Linked DNA regions of Homo sapiens: region 1 is linked to region 2. A link is an interaction called in ENCODE POLR2A ChIA-PET data of the cell type or tissue named here. Cell type or tissue: B cell. All regions are shown on one strand. Each heading gives the region's core, and the rest is flanking DNA. Links, peaks and the distances in the headings are about the cores only. Region 1 overlaps KCTD20 (potassium channel tetramerization domain containing 20). Region 2 overlaps RNF8 (ring finger protein 8).

Region 1 (8,335 bases), core at 37-8,036, 920 kb after region 2:
GACTCTCCTGCCTCAGCCTCCCAAGTAGCTGGGATTACAGGCACCCACCACCACGCCCTGCTAATTTTTGTATTTTTAGTAGACACGGGGTTTCACCATGTTGGCCAGGCTGGTCTCAAACTCCTGACCTCAGGTGATCCACCCGCTTCGGCCTCCTAAAGTGCTGGGATTACAGGTGTGCACGACCACACCCAGCCCAGGATTAATGTTTAATGGCACATACTTTCAGATATCACCGAACCCAGCATTTCCCAAAGTCCCCTATAAACTCTATTTCCTCTAAAATCCCAGAATGATGGAACAAAAATCTCTTGACTTATGAAACCTAAGAAGCAAACTGATACCAAGTTCTTCAACAAACCAGAGCAGGCAGTTTAAATATAATAGTAAGGTTCTATTCCCCTTCCAGCATGGACGCTTCATTCAACTTTGAATGATATTTTCATTGCCTACCCTGGTTCACTTCTGTAGCCATCCCCCAAATGAATCTTCGTCCTCAGAACAGATTGAAGGCGGGGAAAAAAAAAAGGAAAGAAAAAAAGGCAAGGCGCAGTGGCTCACACCTGTAGTCTCAGAACTTTGGGAGGCCAAGGCAGGAGGATCTCTTGAGCCTGAGAGTTCAAGACCAGCCTGGGTAATATAGTAAGATCTCATCTCTAAAAAAAATTTAAAAATTAGCCAGACATGGTGGTGCATGCCTGTAGTCCCAGCTACTTGGGAAGCTGAGGCGGGAGGATGATTTAAGCCCAGGAGGTCGAGGCTGTAGTGAGCTGTGATTGTACCACTGCACTCCAGCCTGAGCAGCAGAGCAAGACCCTGTTTCAAAAAAAAAAAAAAAGAGAAAAAAAGCAGCAAAACACAGCCAGGCCCAGTGGCTCATGCCTGTCATCCCAGCCCTTTGGGAGGCTGAGGTGGGCGGATCACCTGAGGTTAGGAGATCGAGACCATCCTGGCCAACATGGTGAAACCCCGTCTCTACTAAAAATACAAAAATTAGCTGGGTGTGGTGGTGTGCACCTGTAGTCCCAGCTACTCGGGAGGCTGAGGCAGGAGAATTGCTTGAACCCAGGAGGCGGAGATTGCAGTGAGCTTAGAGCACCCCAGCCTGGGTGACAGAGAGAGACTCCATCTCAAAAAAAAAAAAAAGAAAAGAAACAAAACACTTCAACAACAATATAATTCTCTATTGCTGCAAAACTATTTTTTGGTCAACACAACTCTGAAGGTCACAGCAATGTGCAAGAACCAGAGGTTCACCACCCTGTTATAGCTTAACAGTAACTGAAGAGACTGCTTTGGAAAGGCAGCAAGAGTTAAAATGTATATTAATAATGGAACCCAGAATATACAGCTGTGAAGCAAAGAAAACATCCAGCAAGCCAGTTCATGCTTCACTTCCATACATTCTGTGAAAGCATTTTATACACTCTGAGGAGCTATATATTTTAAGAGTATATATTTTATTATTTATTTCACAGGCCTCCCATGAAGGCCCATATTTTGTTAAGTCTTGATTTTACTGACCTGGAACAGCAAAATAGTTTTATCACCATCATCTCCCCATCTTGGAAAATGTATATACAGTCTTTGATAGTGGAATTATCTCTACATATTCCTTGCACCTAAAAAAGAATGTACTGGTTTCTCTCTAGAACAATCATCTTGAGTATGAATCCACACAACAGCCTGTAGATAATAAATTTATATATTTTCTTATTTGCAATTTCTCCTAATCAATTATTTCTGAAGAAAACAAGATATTTACCTAGATCACTATTCCCTTAAATAAATTCAATATCCTACCATTGAACTACTCAGATTAAAAAAAAAAAAAACAAAAAAAAACTAATTGGAATGGCATGGGGGCAATAATATTGATGTATCTCAAAAGCATAATGCTTGCATACTGTTTTTTTTTTTTTTTTTGAGACGGAATCTCACCCTTCTTGCCCAGGCTGGAGTGCAGTGGTACGATCCCAGCTCACTGCAACCTCTGCCTCCCGGGTTCAAGCAATTCTCCTGCCTCAGCCTCCTGAGTAACTGGGATTACAGGCATGCACCATCACGCCCGGCTAATTTTTGTATTTTTAGTGCAGACGGGGTTTCATCATGTTGGCTAGGATGGTCTTGATCTCCTGACCTCATGATCCACCCACCTTGGCCTCCCAAAGTGCTGGGATTACAGGCGTGAGCCACCATTTCATACCGTTAATAGTGCAAGGACATGATCTTTCAAAAGGCAGTACCCTTGTTTATACTTAGGACCGTATCTCCACTCTGTGTAGGAGGTGGGAGGTGAAAATGAAGTAGGATGCCACAGAATTTGGTAAATAAGCTAATCTGCCCTTAACCCATATCCCATAATCAAACTTAAGAAGTAGTTATATCTTTGCCAAACCTTCATTCCAAACTGAAAAATCCTAGCCCTTCCAGTCTGTTCTTATGTGAAAACCACTTGGTCTAGTTCCATTGTGCTTTTTCTTTATGCATGCTAATGAGAACTCTGCTAATGTTTTCTGTTAAGCAGGTTTTCTGTTTTGCTGCACATAATGCTCTCTGGTGACACCCAGAATTTCTGGGAATAGGTTAAAATGGGATGAAGTTTGGGGGAGGGGAAACAGAGGGGGATGGGGAAAATCTAAAATGTCTACAAGACCTCCTTCTAGGACTATTATGAACTCACAGTAAGAGGCTATCATATTCCGAAAGTACTGAGTCTCTACAAAAGATAAGAAATTAGCTGGTGTGTGATGGTGTACACTTGTTGTCCCAGCTGCTCAGGAGGCTGTGGAAGGAGGATCACTTGAGCCTGGGAGGTCAAGGCTGTAGTAACCCATTATCATGCCATTGCACTCCAACCCATGACAGAGCAAGACCCAGTCTCTCTCATTCATTCATAAATAGAGTTTATACTGATGTTTTCAGTTCAAATTTAATACTGGTTTTTCCTAACTCATTTTATATTAGTGTATCTTTTCCTTCACATTGAAATTCTTGGTTCATAGACTAGTTTCAGAATTATAATGTCAAATTACTAGTAACAATAAACCTACTAAGTTTAGGTGTTTTGGTCAAGGGAGCAGTTCTTTTTGTCCTTAAAGCATATCCCACTAAGGATGTACAGTCAGCATGCTATATTCAAAAGTTACTGTGTATTTTTTCTCTATATGTTCTGTAAGGTAGGTTCTTTTGTTTCTCTTTTTATTCAATCATAGCATTTTCCCATTATTTTTAAAATGTATTTCCTGAATATGTAAAACATTTACATGGTTCCGAAGTTGAAGACTCATAAAAAAGGAATGTTCAGAGAAGTCTCTGTCCTTCCCCTTTTTCCCTCTCAATCTGTTCCTATTTATTCCCTACAGATAACCAGTTGTCTTAGTCCATTTGTGCTGCTATAAACAAAATGCCTGAGACTGGGTAATTCATAAAGAACAGAAATTTCTTTTCTCACAGTTCTGGAGGCTGAGAAATCCAAGCAAGATTAGGGTGCTGGCAAATTGGGTATCTGGTGAGGGCTGTTCCTCAAAGATGATGGCATCCAGGCGTCCTCACATGATGGAAGGAGAAGGGCTAGCTAGGTTCCTTCAATTCCCTTTTATAAGGCCTAATCACCTCCTAAAGGCCTCCCCTCTTAATGGTATCACCTTGGGGGTTTAAGTTCCAACACAACAATTTTGGAGGGACATATACATTCAAACCATAGCATTGGTTTTGTTAGTTTATCTTTAATGTTTCTCTTTGCAGACATAAGGAAGTATGTGTGTACATATACATATATTCTTAACTCCTTTTTTCTCTTATACAAAAGATAGAATACCATATTCTACCAAATAAAATACCATATTTTGTACCTTGTTATATTACTTAACAGTATATCCTGGAAATCACTCCATGGGAGTTCATACACATATTCCTCATTCTTTATTATGTCTGCATAATACTCCACTGTGTAGCTATTAATATGGAGAGATTAGATACAGAAAAGGGAAAAAGGGCATTCCAGGCAAGATGAATGACAAATAACTGGCAGGAAAATAAGAATAAACAAGGCTTTATTACCATATGAAAGAGAAAGAAAGTAAACCAATCAGGCTAGAGTGAAGGATTAATGCAAAAGGGTGGGAAAAGTCAAGGTTACCACCATATCATACAATTCCAGGGAAGACCATGCACATCATCATCTAAGGAGCTGTATAAAGCACAGCTTAGATAATTGTACACACTCCCTTGGGTAAAGCTAAAGACAAAAAGTTGGGGCTAGTTTACAGAGGCACTTAGATTATAAGGTAAAATAGGATTCTGTCTTGTAGCCAAAGCTTCTGCAGGAAGGTGTCATGTTCAAAATGTTGCTTTAAGATAAATAAGACCACAGACAGACTGGAGGGGCTATAAGAGAAGGTTACTAAAATTGTCTAGGAGTGAGGTAGTAAGTATCTTAGTGGGCTGACAGCGAAGAAAAGGGTATTACCTAAGACACAGTCTTGCTTACCTTCAAAGAGCTTACAATCTAGTTGTTGAGATAATGTATTATTTAAGAGTTACATAATACAGAAATGATATTTTAGAATCAGAAGAGACCTCAGTGATCATATTGTCCAATGGTTCTCAAATCCAGCTGATAATCAGAATCACTTAGAGGAACTTGTTAAAACATCTTCTTGGGCCCCATTCCCCAGAGATTCTTATTCAATAAGTCTTTAGTTGGGTCTGGAGAATCTGAACTTGTAACACGCTCCTCAAGTGATCTCCCACTGACTGGCGATGTTTGGGAACTACTGTTTCAGTATAGTCTTTTCATTTCATAGATGAGAAGCTGAATCACAACAATATTCTTTTCCAAGAATGTTACAGGAGATTACAATCTAGGGGTTGGGAGGCCTTTTTAATCAAGACCCAAAACCCAAAAGCGAAATGAGAAAGACAAATCTGACCACAAAACATTTAAAAACATTTGTATGGCAAAGGATCCTATAAACAAAGACAACAGACTTGAAAAACTATATATGTAACAGACTACGAAGGGTTGTTATCATCATACTCCACAAGGGTTATGAAAATACATGAAACTAACACAACAGAAAAATGGTGAAGGATGGAAAAGGGGCAGATACCCAAAAGAGAGTTGGTGAAGCTATATTAATAGCCTACAAAATAGAATTTAAGGCAAAAAACTACACAAGCTTGGCAAGGCAGAAAATTCAAAGGATATCTGTGGACAGGACTATTTCTGCTCCTCATTTCTACTTGGAAGAAAATCATAATGAGAAGCAGGAGAGAAGAAGGCATTACAATTCCACAGGAAAGCTCGTACTCCTCTGATTCCACTTCCCTTTTCCTTCCTCCTTCTCTACAAATCACAGGCCAGGCTAACAAGCTGACAGATAAAAGTACAATGACAGGGTGACAAGATTAGAATTGCTTGGATAAATTTTCCTGTCTCCTCTATTTGACACTCCTAACTTACTACCCTTAGTACGTTTTTGTCAATATAACTTAGATGAAAGACAGCTTTTAACTTACATAAAAGACTATATGAGTTACAGTACTTTTTTGTCAATATAACTTAACGTTGAAAGACAGCTTTTGTGCACATAAAAGGCTATGTGAGTTACTTGGATTTACATTAAGACCTTAAATTCAGTATATTAACAGTCTAAAGACCCTTAGTTTTTTTATAACTGTATCAGCCTAATTACCTAATTTAAAAATATTAATGTACTACATATAAAAAGATTTAAAGAACCATATAATAAAAACTCTTGTACCCACCTCCAGTTTAAATATAAAACATGAATCCCCTAAATTTGGCATTCCCATCAAACATCTTCACTACATTTAGTTTAATAGATGCTCTTTTCCTGTGTTAGCACTTCAAATGCCTACCAAGCAAATCCTTAAGTACTTTTTTAAAAAAGTTCTGGTAGATGTTTAAAAAATTAAACTTATAAGTATAGTATACATAAAAAGGTCCTAAATATTACAACACTTTTCAAACTTAGCAAAGTTTTCTAGCATTCTTCAACTAATAATCAAATCTAAACCAAATTACTCAAGAACATATCTTAAATGAGAATCACAAATTAATCTGCTGGATTCTTTCATATGTCAAATTACTGCAAACATTACATCCTAAGTCCAGATGGACTTAAACTTAATTGATTTAACACATATCATGCACTATATATTATTTAAGTACTTTATAAATATTATTTAATACTCAAAAAACTTTATGAGGTAGATGCCATTGTTACCCTCATTTTACACATAAGAAAACTGAAGGAAGAAGGAGGTTAAGGAAAGTTCCCACAGTCACACAGCTAACAAGCAGTGGAGCCAGACTTCTGGCTTCATAGTCCATGCTGTTTACCACCATGCAGTGCCGCTGCTCCTTATAGGTATAAATCACTTCAAAATTTCTATGTATGTTTTACAGGACTGGAAATGTGATTTCAAGCTGAAGACCGGGGGCTAGGACATATAATCTTCCTGTGCTGATAATGGGCACATCTAGCACCTTTCCTCTTTAAATAATTGCTACAACAGAGCCTCTAAATCAAATACCTCCAGATGGGGGTTGATTTTACAATCTGAGTTCAAATTAAGTTCTAATTGTGAGGCTGGGTGCGGTGGCTCACGCCTGTAATCCCAACACTTTGGGAGGCTGAGGTGGGCGGATCACTTGAGGTCAGCAGTTCGAAACCAGCCTGGCCAACATGGTGAAACCCCGTCTCTATTAAAAATACAAAAAATTAGCTGGGTGTGATGGTGGGCACCTGTAGTTCTAACTACTCGGGAGGCCGAGGCAGGAGAATCGCTGGAATCTGTGAGGTGGAGGTTGCACTGAGCTGAGATCATTCCACTGCACTCCAGCCTGGGCTACAGGCTCAGTCTCGGGAAAAAAAAAGAGAGATCTAATTCTGCTGTAACTTCTTTCAACTTTATTACCTAAATACTGGTTAGATGGAATTCTATAATTTCCATGTGGGGTGCTTCCTCTTTTGATTGAACTTAACTAGTTAAGGTCATTCTAATGAAACCTTAAGGAGAACAATCCAAGGCACATAATAGGTCAAAGAAAGCTCACGACTCCTACAAAAAAGCTGGTCAACATATAATAGAATTTCCAGGGTAAGGTCTTCAGTGTCCAGGATACTCCTCTACTTGGCTATTACCTAAAACTCTCTAAAGGAACAACTGCATAGGCTGTAAAGAATAATTTAAAGACAAACTTCTAGGAAATCCAAGGGATATACTTTTAGTAATAACATTTTTTAAAGCAGTGCAATTAAAAAATTAAAAGTATATTAGTAAATACAGTTGACTATTTTATAGAAAAGAGCTAAGCATTTATATAGCAAGAAAAGAGTTGAAGGCTTTAGAGGACAGATCCATAAATCAGTACTATAGTAACAGAGCTAACATGTAGAAAATTCATGTTATAAACAATCCACAAATCACTGTCAGAAAACAGTATAAAGGTCATCTAGTTCAAGGACCAGCACCAATTGCTGTCAAAAGTACTGTAGTAACAGAGCTAACATGTAGAAAATTCATGTTTATAAACAATCCACAAATCACTGTCAGAAAACAGTGTAAAGGTCATCTAGTTCAAGGACCAGCACCAATTGCTGTCAAAAGTTTTCATGCAGTCTTGTCAAAAATTAGGCCAATGTAGATAATGTAACCCACACACCATTTTCTGAGTCCTAAGACACTTGACGCTAAGACATCATCAATCTAAAAACTTTTTAAGAAAAAGCAGCACTATTGTATTAAATAGAATTTTCAGATGCATCCTGATTTTAAAAATGTTAAAATATGAAGTGAAAAATTATGGTATATAGTGTAAGGCTTCCTTGGGAAGGGCTATCCTTTGTACCTAAATGATATCTTCTTTTTCTTTTTTTTTGAGACGGAGTCTCGCTCTGTTGCCCAGGCTGGAGTGCAGTGGCATGATCTCAGCTCACTACAACCTCTGCCTCCGAGTTCAAGCGATTCTCCTGCCTCAGCCTCCCGAGTAGCTGGGATTATGGGCACGTGCCACCAGCCCTGGCTAATTTTTGTATTTTTAGTAGAGATGGGGTTTCACCACGTTGGCCAGGCTGGTCTCAAACTCTTGACCTTGATATCAAGTGATCCACCCACCTCGGCCTCCCAAAGTGCTGGGATTACAGGCGTGGGCCACGGTGCCCAGCCATCTTTACTTCTTTTTTAATATTAAAAATGTATTTTTTTTCCTCATTAGTATAGTGGTCAGTATAAAAAAAAGAAAAAACAGACTTGGACTCCCAGGCTCAAGCAATCCTCCCACTTCAGCCTCCCAAGTAGCTGG
Region 2 (8,335 bases), core at 205-8,204:
CAAAGCAAGACACCATCTCAAAAAAAAAAAAAAAAAAATAGTAGCAAGGGAGCTAAGGAATGTAGTTTGAAAAAGCCCCTTGGTTGAAAATCACTGTTCTAAAGGACCAAGGAGATTTTATTTCTACATTGCTTGTTTTTTTTCTGAGTACAACCCAAAGAAACCGCTAGGAAAAGCAAAACAGAAGAGTTTTAACACTCTTGTCAACCAACTAACATCGAATGAGAACAGAAGAAACGGGAGGGGAGGAGCTGACAGAAGACTGCTCTCTCACCTCACCAGCTCCAGAGGGAGATACTCTATAGGGGATTTCAAAAAAACTTTTCCATTCAGAAAAAATCTCATGTCAATATCCCAGAGAGCCACAGTGACTCATGATACAAGACTTACTGAATGTCTGTTATCTGTCCTAGCTCCAGAGCATCCATCTCCAACTCAGGACCCAGCATCCTAACACTCCCATCCTCTTCCTCTCCTCTGGTCTCACACAAGAGATCAATGGCTAATCAGTCATGAGACTCTACTCCTCCCACTAACATATGAAACTTCAATAACCAGCCCAGGAGGCCTAGAAGTGAGGCTGTTCTTGGTGAAATCAGAATACAGGCATGTCTGCATGGGCAACACCCTGTGGCCACAGGCAGGCAGGTCTCCTCTGAATTTATAAGAGCAATTCCTGCTCCAGGGCCTGCAGTGATGGGACTCTGACAATTACAGGCTTGCCAATCCTAGTTTCCAGATCCTAAATTTGGTCCTTTTTAAAAATTCCCATGCAACAGGGATTAAACCAGCTTTCAATTGGCCTTGGAATATGGAAGGAAGGTTGGTATTTAAACTGAGAATTTTCTCTAAACCCAGTGAAGCTGTTGATAGCTCTGGCATGTCTTTCCCTAAATCAGGTCTCAGAAAACCTGTCTGTCTCTAGAGAAAACTTCAAAGCTGCATTCAGTGTGATAACTACAGAAACCAAGATGGGTGCCAGAAGTGCTCCCAGCCAATGCATGTAACAGGGAAGCTAACTCATTTTACTGTGTAGCCCCCTAGTGTTACCAAAAAAGTGAGAGACACCCTCTTTAGCCTTTGGAGAGAAAAGGGGGATCTGTTATTACTCTGCAGAATTAACTCTGTGTAATAGGAGTCAGACGTAAACTTAGGACACAGGGCCCAGGGCCCTTCTTTCCTTTTTTTTTTTTTTTTGAGACAGAGTCCCGCTCTGTCATCCAGGCTGGAGTGCAGTGGTGCGATCTTGGCTCACTGCAACCTCTGCAGGTTCAAACGATTCTCTTGCCTCAGCCTCCTGAGTAGCTGCGACTACTGGTGTGCGCCACCACGCCCGGCTAATTTTTGTATTTTTAGTAGAGACGGGCTTTCACCATGTTGGCCAGGCTGGTCTCGAACTCCTGACTTCGTGATCTGCCCATCTTGGCCTCCCAAAGTGCTGGGATTACAGGCATGAGCCACCGTGCCCAGCCTTTTCTTTCCCTGATGTTTTGTGAAGCCATTTGCCATGCTTAGATTGCAGGGAAGGAACTTAGGTGGTAGACTGGGCGAAGAAAGCCCATGGGTGTCCCTAGGTCCACCCCCCAACCCCGTCCCCCGACTCAGCTGATCTTGGCCAAATCTGGATTCCCAGATCACTGCTCCTCTCAAAAAGGGAAAGAGGGAAGAAAAAAAAATTCACAAAGCCTCCGTAGATACTTTCTAAGCCTTGACATCATGTGAATATTATGTCTTGTGTGGGCCACACTGGGAACTGGGGCAGGACAGGTCACTGCTTCTCATGCCTCTGTGTTTTGCTTGTGCTACTGCCTCTCCTTAGAAAGCTAACCTCCTAGGGAACCTTTAAGGCTCATTCAAATGTCATTTCCTTGATGAAGCTTTTTCCCATACCTGCACCTCCCCAGGCCAAATCAGGTGTGTCCCTTCCTTTGAAGTTTCATAGCACCCTGATAAGGAACTCATCACACTATCTACTTGCCTTTCTATCTCCTCCGCCAGACTGTTTGTGCCGTAAGGGCTGAGATAATGTCTTATTTAACTTTTTCTCCTGATGCCTAGTGTAGTATTCCTGTAAATGCTTATGGAGTGATGGGAGGTGAAAAGGAAGAACAATGGGATTCTGTCAGATCAAGTAGCTCTTGGAAGTGAAAATCTGTGGGGGCTTAAATTTAGGCACAAAACCCAGTAGCATACAGCTGTTAGTAAAGTGGTAAAACTTCAGTTCCAAAGAACCAGCTTTCAAAGTCTACTCTGCCCTCCCACAGGTCAGAATGTCTTCCTTGGGCATAAGAGGCTCAGACACACGTCCTGCTCAGCCTCTGTGACAAGCCTGCTGCCTCCATTCTGGCTGACCAGCAGAGGGCCAGTTTCAAACCACAGGTGCTTGCAAGTCAGCATCAGATTCCTGGCCCTACTATCCTATTTATAACTCACTGTATACTTAACTCAAGGTTTTTTCAACACCTGGACAGCAACTGAAGTGTCTTGACAACAGCACCATCTAGTGACTGGTACAGCAAAACGTCTGACTGTGTGTATTTTTTTAAATCACATCTTCATTTTATCCCCCCACAACCAAGGCACACATACTTAGCCTCCCACTTCCCTGCTGCTCAAGTAACAGTTGCGGTTAATTCTATCTCAACTCTTCCTCTCCTGCATTATCTTTAACTCCCTTTACTCCTCCCCATTTATTCCATCTCTTCCCTAGTTCAAGAATTGTTTATCTGACTCTTTCTCTTTCCAAAAATATTTGTTGAAGTTTGGAAGTAAATAAGTCCTTTCTTGAGGGGTAGGAATTCTCACACCCACTCACCTTTTCGTTCCCTAATGAGAACAATTCGTCGTTCTTTCACTTCTGAGCTCAGATTATTTACCATCTTATTAATGCAATTGTCCAGAACCAAAGAGTACGTTTTGGACTTAATGTCCTTCCGACAAATGGGGCATTCTATCTTCCGCTTCATCCATTCATTGATACAGTAGGAGCAGAAACTGTGGGCACAGTTCAAGGTGACAGCCTACAGTAGGAATGTGGACACACATATCAGAACTTTCATGCTTACTTTCTCAGGATGCTTGTGATCTCAAAGTTAGGACAGGAGTGAATTTCAAAGGCCAAATGGAAAATTAACAACAATCCCATCTTAAGGGCTTATAAAGAGTATCAGAATCATTCTTGGGGTTGGGCCGGGCATGATGGCTCATGCCTGTAATCCTGGCACTTCGGAAGGCCAAGGTGGGTGGGTCACCTGAGGTCAGGAGTTTGAGACCAGCCTGGGCAACATGGTAAAACCTCGTCTCTACTAAAAATACGAATATTAGCCAGTCACAGTGGTGCACACCTGTAATCCCAGCTACTCGGGTGGCTGAGGCACGAGAATTGCTTGAACCCAGGAGATGGAGGTTGCAGTGAGACAAAATCACACCACTGCACTCCGGCCAGGGTGACAGAGGCAGAAATCGTTTTTAGGGTTGGGGAATTTTTTTTTTTTTTTTTGAGACGGAGTCTCACTCTGTCCCCCAGGCTGGAGTGCAGTGGCGCGATCTCGGCTCACTGCAGACTCCGCCTCCTGGGTTCACGCCATTCTCCTGCCTCAGCCTCCCGAGTAGCTGGGACTACAGGCGCCTGCCACTACACCCGGCTAATTTTTTTGTATTTTTAGTAGAGACGGGGTTTCACCGTGTTAGCCAGGATGGTCTCGATCTCCTGACCTCGTGATCTGCCCGCCTCGGCCTCCCAAAGTGCTGGGATTACAAGTGTGAGCCACCAAGCCCGGCCTGGGTTGGGAAATTTTAAGCTTTATGTTAGACAATTCTTTTCTTAAAGTTAAGGTCACAGACTCAGGTTCCAGGCAGGCTGATTTGTCTTTTTCAGTCCACCAACTTAGACCACACTCCCAATGTGGGCTGGCCACCTTGCAAACAAAATGTTATTGGATATGAGTAGGACTATTAAGTGCGTGAATGCTTACACCTGTAATCCCAGCACTTGGGGAGCTGAAGAAGGTGGACTGCTTGAGCCCAGGAATTTGAGACCAGTCTGAGAGACATGATGAAACCCTATCTCTACAAAAAAAGGAAAAAAAAAATAGCCAGGCATGGTGGCACAGTCTGTGGTCCCAGCTACTCAGGAGGCTGGGGTGGGAGGATCACTAGAGCCTGGGAGCTAGAGGCTGCAGTGAGCCATGATGGCGTTACTGCACTCCAGCCTGGGCGACAGAGTGAGACACTGTCTGGAAAAAACAAACAAACAAACAAAAACAAACAATAAAAAGTATTATTTTCCACCAATCTGATGCTTTTATAAAACAAATTTTTTAAAAAGAAAAACAAATTTATGTCTTGCTAATTGACATATGAAAGGGAACACATACTAAATATTAAGTATACAGAATTATATAAGACATCATCTCTAAAACTAAAAAAGTAAAATAATATAGAAGGCAACTAAAAATGCTGGGCAAAAAAAGAAACTAAAAAAGTAAAAATGTAGTGGGTTCGTTGACAACGCCTGAATATCTAAGTAATGTGCCAATGAAGAGAGAAAGCAAAAGGAAGCCTGTATTTGTGGGGCTCCTCTGAGTAATCCCTCTGGTCAATTTCTGCCTGAGCCCTTTTCACTCAGAAGAATACAAACCTTTTTCTTTGTTACTCTTGTTTATGTACATCTCCTAAGATACAACTTTTTCTGAGGCTCAAAAATGCTCATTCCTGCTCTTAGGATAACAGTGCAAAATAACACAGATATTACATATTTTTCAAATGCCAAGTTGAGCACAGAAGCTAGGAAACATTGTGTTTATTACATGAGACAAGCTCTCATAAACAGTACTGAAAACCTATCTGATAAAAATGAAGCATCTGGCCAGGCTCACTGTAATCCCAGCACTTTGGGAGGCCGAGGCAGGCAGATCACCTGAGGTCAGGAGTTCGAGACCAGCCTGGCCAACATGATGAAATCCCATCTCTACTAAAAATACAAAAAAATTAGCTGGGTGTGGTGGCGGGTGCCTGTAGTCCCAGCTACTCCGGAGGCTGAGGCAGGATCACATGAACCCAAGAGGAGGAGGCTGCAGTGAGCCGAGATTGCGCCACTGCACTCCAGCCTGGGTGACACAGTGAGACTCTGTCTCAAAAATAAACAAATAAATAAATAAATAAAATAAAACATATTTCTGAGACGAATTTTAAGAGGTGACCAGTAGAGTAGATAAGACAGTATTCTGTAAACAAAACACAGGGTCAAGTTGTTTATGTCTTATATGTCTCTGCAGATGCTCCAGGTTGGCTAACTCATCATTTATTTCAACCCCCGTTCCTTGTCTTCCTCTTATAGAGTCCATAAGCCCTGTCAAAACAACATAGAACTTCTCCAAAGTAGAGAATCAGATGACTAGAAATTATGGGAGAAGTTACGATCTGAAGTCCAAACGGACCCAGAGGAAAAGAAACAGTTCTGCCCAGGAGAGATTTTTCAAGAGGCTAACAGACCCAACTTCCCTAAAGATCACCTGAGAAAAGAAAGCTGTGTGTATATGTTTTTCTTTTTTTTTTTTTTTTTTTTTTTGAGACGGAGTCTCGCTCTGTCACCCATGCTGGAGTGCAGTGGTGCGATATCAGCTCACTGCAAGCTCTGCCTCCTGGGTTCAAGCAATTCTCCTGCCTCAGCCTCCCGAGTAGCTGGGATTACAGGTGCATGCCACCATGCTTGGCTAATTTTTGTATTTTTAGTAAAGATGGGGTTTTGCCACGTTGACCAGGCTGATCTTGAACTCTTGACCTCAGGTGATCCGCCCACCTTGGCCTCCCAAAGTGCTCGGATTATAGGCATGAGCCATTGCACCCGGCCTACATTTTTCTTTCTCTTTTTCTTTTTTTTCATGCCTTGCTCTGTCACCCAGGCTGAAGTGCAGTTGCGTGATCTCGACTCACTGTAGCCTCCGCCTCCCAAATTGAAGTGATTCTCCTGCCTCAGCCTTCCGACTAGCTGGGACTACATGCACACACCACCATGTCTGGCTAATTTTTGTAGTTTTAGTAGAGATGGTGTTTCACCATGTTGGCCAGTCTGGTCTCGAGCTCCTAACCTCAGGTGATCCTCTTGCCTTGGCCTTCCAAAGTGCTGGGATTACAGGTGTGAGCCACTGCACCTGGCCTTCTTTTTAAAGGAGTCTGAATAGCACTGTCATTTAGCAACTTGAATTTAACATCTGTGGTCTAAGGTGAACTGGTCACAAACAGCAGAATTTGTCAAATAAATAAATAAGCCAGTGCAAAAATATGATAGGCTAACAAATGGTAGAGGTTTCATTTCCATAAGGAGCCTCAGAGTCCCTGAAATATATTCAACTTGGGCCGTAAATTCCCAAAGTGACCACATTTTAATGACGTTTACCCCCTCGTTTAAAAGGTTGCACTATAAGCATATTCTCGGCATAGTGCCCATTCAGAGTAAAGAAAGAATAGCTTTTATTGAGCAGCTTTATTCTGATACTTCCAAAATCTAATTTGGCCCTGTTTTCTCCTCAACAACAAAGAGATAAAGGCTTCATTGCAGCTCAAAATGTTAATCATACCAAATAAACATTTAAGAACAGATGAAATGCCAAAAAAGGACAGTGAAGGGAAAGAAGATTATAAAAACAAATAAGAGGTGGTCATCTCTAGAGGTGACTTTGAAATCAAATAGTTATAAGTTCCTGGAAGAAAATCTCTTCAGAATGTTCCCCTATAGTAGAAGCAGCCTGTGTAGCCCAGGCTTCATTCAGGGTTGGGAGAATAAGAAGGGGTCGGCTGGGTGTGGTGACTCACACCTGTAATCCCAGCACTTTGGGAGGCTGAGGTGGGCAGATCACCTGAGGTCAGGAGTTCGAGACTAGCCTAGCCAACATGGCAAAACCCCATGTCTACTAAAAATACAAAAGCTTAGACAGGCATGGTGGCATGTGCCTGTAAGGGACCCAGCTACTTGGGAGGCTGAGGCACAAGAACTGCTTGAGCCCAGGAAGTGGAGGTTGCAGTGAGCCGAGATTGTGGCACTGCACTCTAGCCTGGGTTGACAGAGTGAGACTCTGTCTCAAAAAAAAAAAAAAAAAAAAAAAAAAAAGAAGGGGTGAGCAACTGTTCATAATTACCTCAATGAAGTATTCTGAACAAATAATACATTGGAGCTCATTCTCTAGCACATCATTCATGTGGCTAAGAACTTCTTCCTTCTGTGCTTGCATCTTCTCCTTCTCTTCCTGCAAGACACACAATCCTACCTGTCATTCAGAGAACCAACAAAAATGCAAAATGGGACAGGGAGCAGGGTCAATTATTTAGAAGAGGATTCAGTCTTAATGAGTGATTCATTCTGGTGCAGCAACATTAAGAATAGAACACTTTCCCTAAGGCTTATTGTTTTTCAATAATTGTTTTCTAATACAGAGCACTAACCTCCTTTCTTTCCTCTCCCTACTTGCTATGGTCTGAATGTTTGTGCTTCCTCCCAAATTCCCATGTTGAAACTTATTTTCAAACGTGATGGTATTAAGAGGTGGGGCCTTTGGGAGGTGACTAGGTCATGAGGGCTCCATGCTCATAAATGGGGTTAGTGGCCTTAAAGGGGCCCAAGGAGAGCTCATTTGCCCCTTCCGCCATATAGGGACAGACATGGCAAGACTCCATCTACGAATCAGAAGACAGCCCTCACCAGACACCAAACATGCCAGCATCTTGATCTTGGATTTCCCAACCTCCAGTACTGTGAGAAATAAATTTCTGTTGTTTTTAAGCTACGCAGTTTATGGGTCTTTTTTGTAGTAGCCTGAATGGACTAAAACACCACTTTTTCAGTATTTGCATTGCAAATTCTGTCTCCTTCCCCAAAATTAATCAAATGAGAAAAATGCAGGTGACATACTAACCACACCAACCACCCAAGACCAGATGGGACATTAAGTAGTTTATAGCAAGCTGTAGTTCAGACATTACATAAGATTATCCCAAACAATTAAAAACTCACTGGACAAGAAAAGAGGCATGAATAGTCCAGAGGCAGGAAACTTGAATTAGTTATAAAGTTGCTGTGTTCTTTGCAGCTGCCTTTTCTGTAAAGTAAGGTACACCTCTGGAGGCAGAAGGCTGGAGACAGGCCTCTTGAATTACCTTCAGGCTCCATGCTCTATGATACCTGCCACTTCCCACTCCTGCAGAGGCCTGCAGTACCATCTCCCCGGCTTTCCCCAAGAGGTCAGACTGCGTGTGGACACACTTTTTAAGGAGGCTCCTACGTATGCTCTCTTGAAGCAGACATTTATTTTAGCACTTCACCCCCAAAACAAAAAGCATT

What was found. ChIA-PET counts read pairs that join two places held together with the same protein. Peaks named below come from ENCODE experiments on the same cell type or tissue, not always from the same donor. Only the 100,000 strongest peaks of a DNase experiment are listed, where the experiment ranks them.
Region 1: POLR2A ChIA-PET joins it to region 2 with 7 read pairs; 1 of 35 experiments calls an interaction of 5 or more read pairs at or near these places.

The regions. Positions count from the first base shown.
Region 1 is chr6:36,458,888-36,467,222 of GRCh38, reverse strand. All of the region lies in intron 1 of KCTD20 (potassium channel tetramerization domain containing 20), which reads right to left. Among named protein-coding and RNA genes, the nearest start is that of KCTD20, 20 kb to the right of the region's middle. In B cell, for the core only: no CTCF peak of the experiment used is centred there; no DNase peak of the experiment used is centred there; H3K27ac peaks cover 764 bases.
Region 2 is chr6:37,375,835-37,384,169 of GRCh38, reverse strand. It overlaps RNF8 (ring finger protein 8), which reads right to left. Exons shown (of 8, transcript NM_003958.4): 6 at 7,137-7,244; 7 at 2,816-3,020. Among named protein-coding and RNA genes, the nearest start is that of RNF8, 26 kb to the right of the region's middle. In B cell, for the core only: CTCF peaks have their summits at 2,308 (motif pointing right) and 2,517 (motif pointing left); DNase peaks (open chromatin) are centred at 2,479 and 7,879; H3K4me3 peaks cover 726 bases; H3K27ac peaks cover 930 bases.